Regions from separate parts of the Homo sapiens genome. Here region 2 is linked to region 1. Evidence: chromatin loops called from intact Hi-C (ENCODE). Cell type or tissue: CD14-positive monocyte. All regions are shown on one strand. Each heading gives the region's core, and the rest is flanking DNA. Links, peaks and the distances in the headings are about the cores only. Region 1 overlaps LOC100507006 (a long non-coding RNA gene). Region 2 has its middle 46 kb from the start of MIR4433A.

Evidence for each region. Peaks named below come from ENCODE experiments on the same cell type or tissue, not always from the same donor. Only the 100,000 strongest peaks of a DNase experiment are listed, where the experiment ranks them.
Region 2: it touches region 1 in a loop (2.1-fold over the local background); 4 of 110 quality-filtered maps call a loop at or near these places.

What each region holds. Positions count from the first base shown.
Region 1 is chr2:64,241,667-64,246,063 of GRCh38, reverse strand. All of the region lies in intron 2 of LOC100507006 (a long non-coding RNA gene), which reads right to left. Among named protein-coding and RNA genes, the nearest start is that of LINC00309, 38 kb to the right of the region's middle. In CD14-positive monocyte, for the core only: no CTCF peak of the experiment used is centred there; a DNase peak (open chromatin) is centred at 1,823.
Region 2 is chr2:64,292,708-64,297,104 of GRCh38, reverse strand. No RefSeq gene overlaps it. Among named protein-coding and RNA genes, the nearest start is that of MIR4433A, 46 kb to the left of the region's middle. In CD14-positive monocyte, for the core only: no CTCF peak of the experiment used is centred there; no DNase peak of the experiment used is centred there.

The sequences.
Region 1 (4,397 bases), core at 305-4,304:
AACAAAAAACACCTGAATAATCATGGTGTACATTTTGGGCTATAAATCCTATAAATCCTGTGTAAATGTACTTGCCCAAATCTAGAGTAGGTAGAAATAACCTTTTGACAAAAGGAAATCCCGATTTTAAATGATGTAAAGCAGAGCCTATGTTAGTCCCTCCCATTCTTTTAAACATCTGTGTAAATTATAAACAGTCCCCAACTTGCAGGAATTTCCTTTTTTTGGCATTTGGGATAGTGGAAAAGCCATATGCGTTCAGTAGAAATCATACTTTGAGTGCACATACAGCCATTCTGTTTTTCATTTTCAGTACAGTATTGAATAAATTTCACGAGATACTCAGCACTATTATAGGCTTTGTGTTAAACGATTTTGCACAACTATAGGCTAATGTAAGTGTTCTGAGCACTTTTAATGTAGGATAGGCTAAGCTATGATGTTTAGTAAGTTCCGTGCATTAAATGCATTTTTGACTTAATTTTTTTTCAACTTAAATAGACTTATCAGGACATAGCCCCATTGGGGAGCATTTGGTATTTGCCATAACCATTGGGAGGGTTAGATTGATGCCCTCCAGCCATTGGGAATAGAAAGACAAGCATCTTCCCTGGTGCTGATGTGAGTTTATCACTAGGGAATTGCAACAGCTTTATGAAGCAGTTGTACCTGTTGTCTGATTATTTGGAGACAATGTAGTTGAGCATAAACTGTGGAAATGGGGGATGGGGAAGGGGCCATGGTAATCTGCAGGCCCAGTTCAGGTATTTGGCTACTGGGGTGGAGAGTAGGAGCCCTGTGTATTTGCTGGAGGACTCAGTCAGCCCTGAAGGAAAAGAATGAAAAAGAAATATGTGGGACTGAAGGGAAGTTGGGGAAGCGGTCGAGAACTTGGATGCCTAGATTCTGCCTGGGTGCTCTGGCCGACTGTTGGTGTGGAAGGATGCTTCCAGATAATACAAAGGATAATGCTGCCCAAATAGCCCCTGAGCTAACTCTGGGGCTGTTGTCCCCTGTTCCCTAGAAAGAGGGCTATCAGGAACTAGAAAAGACAACGCCCTCCATTCAGGATGCTAATGAAAGAATCCTTAGGAAGAAAGCTCACTCTCAGAGCAGCATATACAGTCTCAGACAGCAGAGCAGGAGTGGCTCCATTCACAACTGCAAGAAATCTTCCAAGTAAGCGTCCAAAAAGAATGTGCAAGACATACTGCCCTTAGGCCCAGGCAAGAGGGGACCATGCTTTGGAGGACTCCACATGTCACAAACACAAAAAAGACATAATGTTAAAGAACACATGGACAGCTTTGTCCCTCAGCTCTTGCAACTGAGACCCTGACCCTAAACATCAGATCTCCTGACCTTCTCTGTTCAGGCTTCAGGGAAATGTTCCCCACATCTCTTGCCTCACATCCAAATGCCATCAGAGATGTGGATCTTGCTGCTGTGGACTTCAGAGATGGACACTGCTGCAGAGGTTTTATGGGTTTGAGTGGCTAAAACACAAGAGAAGACAACTTGCCCAACCTTTCCTCAGGTACCATGAATGGAATAGACTATTGCATTAAAGATTGCTTTGCAGTAGTGTTCAGAGGCAATTTTCTTGCTTTTTCTAAATATTCCAATTCATGGTTCAAAGAATAGCACATATTTTATAATTTGTTAGCTTGATTCAAAACATTTGAATAACTGTTGATACTTTTCTCTCAAACCCCACAAATGTTAGGGTGGGCCTGCCTGTGAGTCACCCAGGAACCTGTCACAGGACATGGGAAAGAACAGGGTGTGACTGAGATTCTGTTTCCTGGGGATTCATTACCTTTGCATCTATTATCCAATGCTTCTGTGTCCTCTCCCACAGGGTGTGTCTCAAAAAGGCCAGGATTACCAAACAGTGAAACCAAAATTCTCATATTTGGCAAACATTCTCTAATATTGATGTGGATGCCACCAATTAGGCTCATTCAACAGATCAACTCGGAAAGCACATTTGATAGCTGACTTGTTTGAGTAAAGGGAAGATTTTCTCTACCCCTTCTCCCACCCTAATCAATATACACTTCCCTATACCAGGTCTTTTCTATAGAGCTTCTGTGTCCTCCCTTCTGGGGAATGATGGAGAGGGAATCTCCATGTTTTCTCCCTAACTACTTGCTGTTGCTCCTCAAGGGAGGAAGGGCTGAACCAGTTGGCCAGAGCTTAACACTGACTAAGCCCCACTCTTATCTATGGTGGATTACATGTCTCATAATAGGAGGAACAGGCTCCAGCCTATCTAGTTCAAATTCTTCTTGTCCACCCCTGTGCTTCATTTATCCATATAGGAGCAAAACCAGCAAGGTCCTCTCACAAGGGGAGGCCAACCATTCTCTTCCCTGCCCTGTTCAGCCTTGACCTGGGGAGTGAGATGGACTTTGCCTCCACGCAGGTGGCTGGGTTAGTTGGAATCTGTGCTGCAGGCTTAGGCATGTGCCCAAAGACACACTGGACTTTGTGAGTCCTAAAGCAGAGATTTAGGGTCAAAGATGGGAGATCATAGGTCCAAGTCATACTCCCCAGCACAATTTGCCAGAATCCCTGTTTTTTGAAGGTACATTAGACAAAGTGGGCTAAGTAGCTGTGATGGAAGACCCACTAACTCAGAGAATGCAGAAGGTTGCCTCTGTCATATTTTGGTCTTAGATGACTCGCTCAGGGTTGGCAGACAGCTCTGAGCCACATAGTCCTTTGAGAGCTGGTACAGACAGTGTCTCTTGCTATCTTCAACATGCATCTCCCAGGGCTGCTCTATTCCAGCTATCCAGAAAGGGAAAGAGGACAGTCCAGGGCCAGAGATGACTCTTAAGTAAATAGGATGAAAGTTGCCCAAATCAATTCCTCCCAAACTCCAAAGGAGCCTGGGAAATAGAAGCACTGATTCTGGCAGACAGCTAGCATTCTCCACCACAGAGGAGTTACTGAGCCTTTGCAGGATTTAAGTTTAGTCCTTATTCTACAAGAACACATTAAGTGCTTATTTGTTTGTTTGTTTGTTCATGGTCTGGGTAGTTGACTGGCAATAGTTACAAAAACTTCTCAGCCAAAATCACCTGTTACATACAAATTGGTGCAGAACTCACAATCATTAGCTTGCTTCAATTATTTAAGCAGATTCAAAAATTCATTTTGGGATAAAAATAAAGTTATTTTAATAGGACTCATGAAGCCTATCTTGGGGTAGAAGAGGGATGACCCACCACCTGTAAGTTTCCTAAATTAATACATCTTTGTCAGTTTTATTGCCCTTCCTAAAGCTTATCAGTGCCCCTTGAATCAACACTAAGTTTATGACCCCTCCCTGATTAAGCTGTGATACCTTTTAGTTAAGAGACACAGCCTGAAGGATATATTAGTTTCATTCATTTAGGTTCTCCAAACAATAATCCTAACTTTCTATATTTCTAACTTCTCAGCTAAGATAATTGAAAAGCAATATACCTAGGGCATATTGTCTTAGTTCTCCCAACCCCCTCTGCCAAAATAATGGGTGAGTTTTTTTTTTAAGTTAGGTACTTGACATTTGGAAGATTAATTTTTTAAAAATCTATTTAACATCATTTGTTTTCAAAGCTTATCCACTACGATCAAGTAGGCTTTATCCTTGGGAGGCAAGGTTGGTTCAACATATGCAAATCAACAAATGTGATTCATCACACAAACAGAACTAAAGACAAAAACCACACGATTATCTCAATAGATGCAGAAAGGTTTTTAATAAAACATCCCTTCATATTAAAAACTCTCAATAAACTAGGTATTGAAGGAACATATCTCAAAATAATAAGAGCCATATATAACAAACACACAGCCAACATCACATTCAATGGGCAAAAGGCAGAAGCATTCCCCTTGAAAACTGGCACAAGACAAGAATGCCCTCTATCACCACTCCTATTCAACATAGTATTGGAAGTTCTGGCCAGAGCAATCAAGCAAAAGAAATAAATAAAAAGGCATTCAAATATGAAGACAGGAAGTCAAACTATCCCTGTTTGCAGATGACATGATCCTAGATCTAGAAAACCCCATCGTCTCAGCCCAAAAGCTTCTTAAGCTCATAAGCAACTTCAGCAAAGTCTCAGGATACAAAATCGATGTGCAAAAACTGCTAGCATTCCCATATACCAACAACAGTCAAGCCAAGAGCCAAATCACAAACAAACTTTCATTCATGATTGCCATAAAAGGAATAAAATACCTAGGAATACAGCTAACAAGGGAATTGAAAGATCTCCACAAGGAGAATTACAAACCACTGCTCAAAGAAATTACAGATGACACAAATAAATGGAAAAACCTTCCATACTCATGGATAGGAAGAATCAATATCATTAAAAGGGCCATACTGCCCAAAGCAA
Region 2 (4,397 bases), core at 316-4,315, 51 kb before region 1:
TAATGTAACATAAGTCACGTTGCTACTTATTCTTCGAGTGTGTAAAAACTGAAGCGCTCCATTAAGATAAAATATAAAAACAAAGAAAAACAACAAATACTCTCATAGGAGAGGTTGAACAAGAATCAGCAGTATCCTGGGTTTTGAAATGACTGACCAGCTCAAAAGAAGCGAGCATTCAGAACCACGGACAGAGGCATGACCATGCAGGGGCAGCCCCCCACCCCCCAAAATAAAAATGCATTTCACTCATGCCACCCCTAGGATTATCCCCGCTTTACAAATGAAGGAAATAGGCACAGAGAGATTAAGCAGCCGCCCAAGGTCACATTGCTGATAATGAAAGAGGTGGGAATAGAACTCAAATTCACCTGATCTTAAAGCCTATACAATTTTACTGTTGAAGCCAATCTTTCCCCTCCCCTTCCTCCCTATGATGTTTTGATGGGTTTCGTTACAATTTGACCACTCTCCTTAAGACTATTCATTCTGTTAGTCACATTCTCAATTAAAAAAAAAAAAAAGAACTGCATCTGCATCTTGGCTGCTGAAATGGCATTCCAGATTTGAAGCAAGAGAGGCAAGTGCAGGAGGTGCACTGATATCCCTAAGATGTTCCCTTTTTCTTTCTTTGTTCCCCTTTAAGCCTAGAGCTGTGGAAGAAAGGTGGTGTTGGAGACACACAGAGCCACACTATCTTCAGCTTACTGCTTCCAAAATGCTGTTTCAGAGCTGTTCCATCCCCCGCACCTCCCCCTGAACCAGCCAGACGTCCTCCCGCCCACCTGCCATGTGCTGGCCATGTGCAGTTAAGCTGCCTGTCCCTAGCACCTCTCTGGGGTGGCAACAGCTCTATCCTATCAGCGATCAGCTGCAGAAATCCCACTGCTCATCAGCACCCCTGCATCTTGAGCTAGAAATAGCCCTGGAGTCTCCATGTACCATGAAGAGCAGAATAGGGAAGGATGTGGATGATTTTTTTTTTTAAAGCTATCTGGTACTAAATTGTTTTTCTGTTAGGCTGTGTGCATGAGTTCTCTCCAGTGTCAATACAGGCTATCCACATTTGGGCAAAGGAAGCTATACGCTGTCAGCCCATACAGAGAGCTGGGCAGGCAGCCTAACAGCCCAGTTACCTGCTGCTTCATCCTCCATCTTCAGGGTAGCAGAGTGGCTCTTTGCCTCTTGCTGACAGCTTTGATCTTAGATGTCCTCTTACAAATCTTTCCTGCTTTTGCTAGGAGTCACCCTTTGTCACTCTGAGAACTGAATGTGTGGGAGCAGGGCTTAGAGGTGTAGGGGTGTGAAGCGGTAATCACAGTTCACAGAGTGAGGCCATCACACTGGGCAAAACCCCAACCCACAGCTTTCTGATTGAATGCGAAGTGCAGGTGCTCTCCACACTCTCCCTCATTACTTTGTCAGTCTTCTTAAGAACCTGGGGACTTCTCACTGGGCCACCTCTGGTCCTTAGGCCACCTTTGACAGAATCTCTTGCCAGGGTTCATGGCTTAGAAGCAGAGCCTGGCTAGATTTCAGCCCCTACTTGCCCCCTTGGCTGGGTGCCCTTGTGCAAGGCAATCCCACACAGCTATGCATGCAGTCCCTTGTCCTGTTTGTCTACCTCCTCCTGCTGGTGTTGAGATGGTCATTTCTCACATCCTCGTCTGCTTTCCATGCTCTGTTTCCTCGAGGCCAATGAATCAGCTGCATTTTCTGTACTCTCTCTCCTGAGCAGCTTTAATCTAAGAGCTACCAGGAAAGGAGGGTCCCTAGACACCGAGGATCTACACCACAGGGAGGATCCTTGGTTACCGAGTTCTAGTAGCTCAGGCATCTGTTACAGAGCCTGCAGTTGCCACATACTGTGGACCATTCTGGAAGACATAAGCCACATACATTTCCAAATGTATTATTGTCTGATGGTCCTATGAAGATATCTTTTTTGGGGGTAGGCTGTAACATGAGTAAAAACAGAAAGAAAAAAGAAGAAAAACAATAACACCTTGAACAGACTCAAAGCCCTTCATTAATAATTTGTTCACCAAATACGTATTAAGTGCCTATTGTGTGCCAGGAACCCTACCAGGTTCTAGGATACAAGAGTCAACAACAACAACAACAAACCCATGAATCCTGTCCTTATGAAATTGATATAATGGGAGAGAGAGATTAAACAAAAACAAATCCCACAAATGCATACAATTACAAGCTGTAAACGTTCTGTGAATGAGAAGTGCTTACTGCCCTTTGAGGACAGGGAGTGTCTCATCTGTCTTGGCCTCTCTAATGCCTGTTACTCAGTAGGTGCTAAATAAATTTTTGTAGAATCAGTGGGTAGATGGGTGGCTACATGAAATGAAGAATGATTGCACAGCATAAGAATCATCTAAAGGCACATCATCTATAAGAGGTTGTGAGGACTGAGAGCCTTTAGTGCTGAGTAACTTTCTCACCATGGTCATTAATTTTACTTGTAACCTCAGACTATCAAAGCTCTCTGCAGGTCAGCTGTAATTGAGAGTGCTATACAGAGGCCCAGGCATGCAGCATCTCCTCACCAGAACTTGTTTGCTTCTCCCTGAAATTCTTGAACTGGAAGTATCTTCCTGAAAATCAAGTAGTTTTCTTATTTTTATTTTTTAGAGACAGGGTCTTGCTCTGTTGCTCAGGCTAGAGTGCAGTGGGGCAATCATGGCTCACTGCAGCCTCTAACTTCTGGGTTCAAGCCATCCTCCTGCCTCAGCCTCCCATGTAGCTGGGACTACAGAGACCTGCCACCATGCCCAGCTAAAATTAAGTAATTTAAATAGTCCATCAATGAGGTGGAGTAAAACCTGCTGCAGGTGCTGTGGGATTTCTTCCACACTTAGTTTTCATAGCATTCTTTGGGTTTTCCTCTGGGCTTTACAGCATTGTGGTCATCTCTGAAGCTTTGATTTCCTACTCGTCTTGGTTGAAGACATGCACTAAAAAGAACTCAAATAAAAGTGGGAATTATAAGGAAAGAGGTGGGAATCTCATAGGAACCAGTTTAAAAGTAGAGGTGTTATGTACCCTGAAAATATATACATCTATTACTTATTGATAAAACATAAGTAAATAGGCCGGGCATGGTGGCTTATGCCTTTAATCCCAGTACTTTGGGAGGCCAAGGTGGGCAGATCACTTGAGGTCAGGATTTCGAGACAAGCCTGGCCAACCTGGCGAAAGCCCGTCTCTACTAAAAATACAAAAATTAGCCAGGCGTGGTGGCCCACAGCTGTACTCCAGGCGACTCGGGAGGCTGACGCAGGCGAATCGCTTGAACTTGGGAGGCAGAGGTTGCAATGAGCCGAGATCATGCCAGCCTGGGCAACAGAGCAGGATTCCATCTCAAAAAAAGAAAAGAAAAAGAAAAAAAAAAAGAAAGTAAATAAATAAACAACAACAAAAATAACAACAAAAAAAGAAAGAGCATTGTTTCTCCCTCTTTCTCCCTCTCTCTCTTACCCACACTCTGAAACCATGATATTTCTTGTCTTTTCTTTACTCTGCTTTTCTTCCCCATCTTCTCTTCAGCTGACTTTCTCTGCAAGACTCTTGCTTTGGCTCTCCCAAAACTTGGGCTTGTGCAAGGCTCTGGCTTGCCATGGCCCCAGCTCTAGCTTCAATTCCTAAGGACTGGATTAGTCAAGACTCCCCGGGATACAGAGTCAAGACTCTCTGAGTTGATACATACTCAAACCAAACTAGCATCAGCACAAATAAAATAATTCAGGCTGGGCTCGGTGGCTCACGCCTGTAATCCCAGCAATTTGGGAGGCTGAGGCGGGTGGATCATTTGAGGTCAGGAGTTCAAGACCAGCCTGGCCAACATGGTGAAACCCTATCTCTACTAAAAATACAAAAATTAGCCAGGCGTGGTGGTGCATGCCTGTAATCCCAGCTACTCGGGAGGCTGAGGCAGGACAATAGCTTGAGCTTGGGAGGCAGAGGTTGCAGTGAGCTGAGATCACACCACTGCACTCCAGTCTGGGCTACAGAGTGAGACCCTGTCTCAAAAAATAAAATAAAAATAATAAAATAATTCAATCACATAATTGAAAAGTCTGAAGGTACGTAGCTGTAGCCACAACTGAATATTTCATCATTAAATAATATGAGCCATCTCTCTGTGCATGTGCATCTCTCTCTCCATCATTCTCACCCTGCTTTTATTGATATTGCCTGATGGCAACATGGCAGCCAGCAGCTACAGATTTACATTGCTCCTCCTCTCAATTTATAATCCCAGAGGAAGAGAAACCATTTTCCCCAGTAGTTCTGGCTACAATCTAGGGGACTCTGGTTGGCCCAGTTTTGATCATGAGACTACAGTTGAACCAATCACTGAAACCAGAAAAGTGGAGTCCATC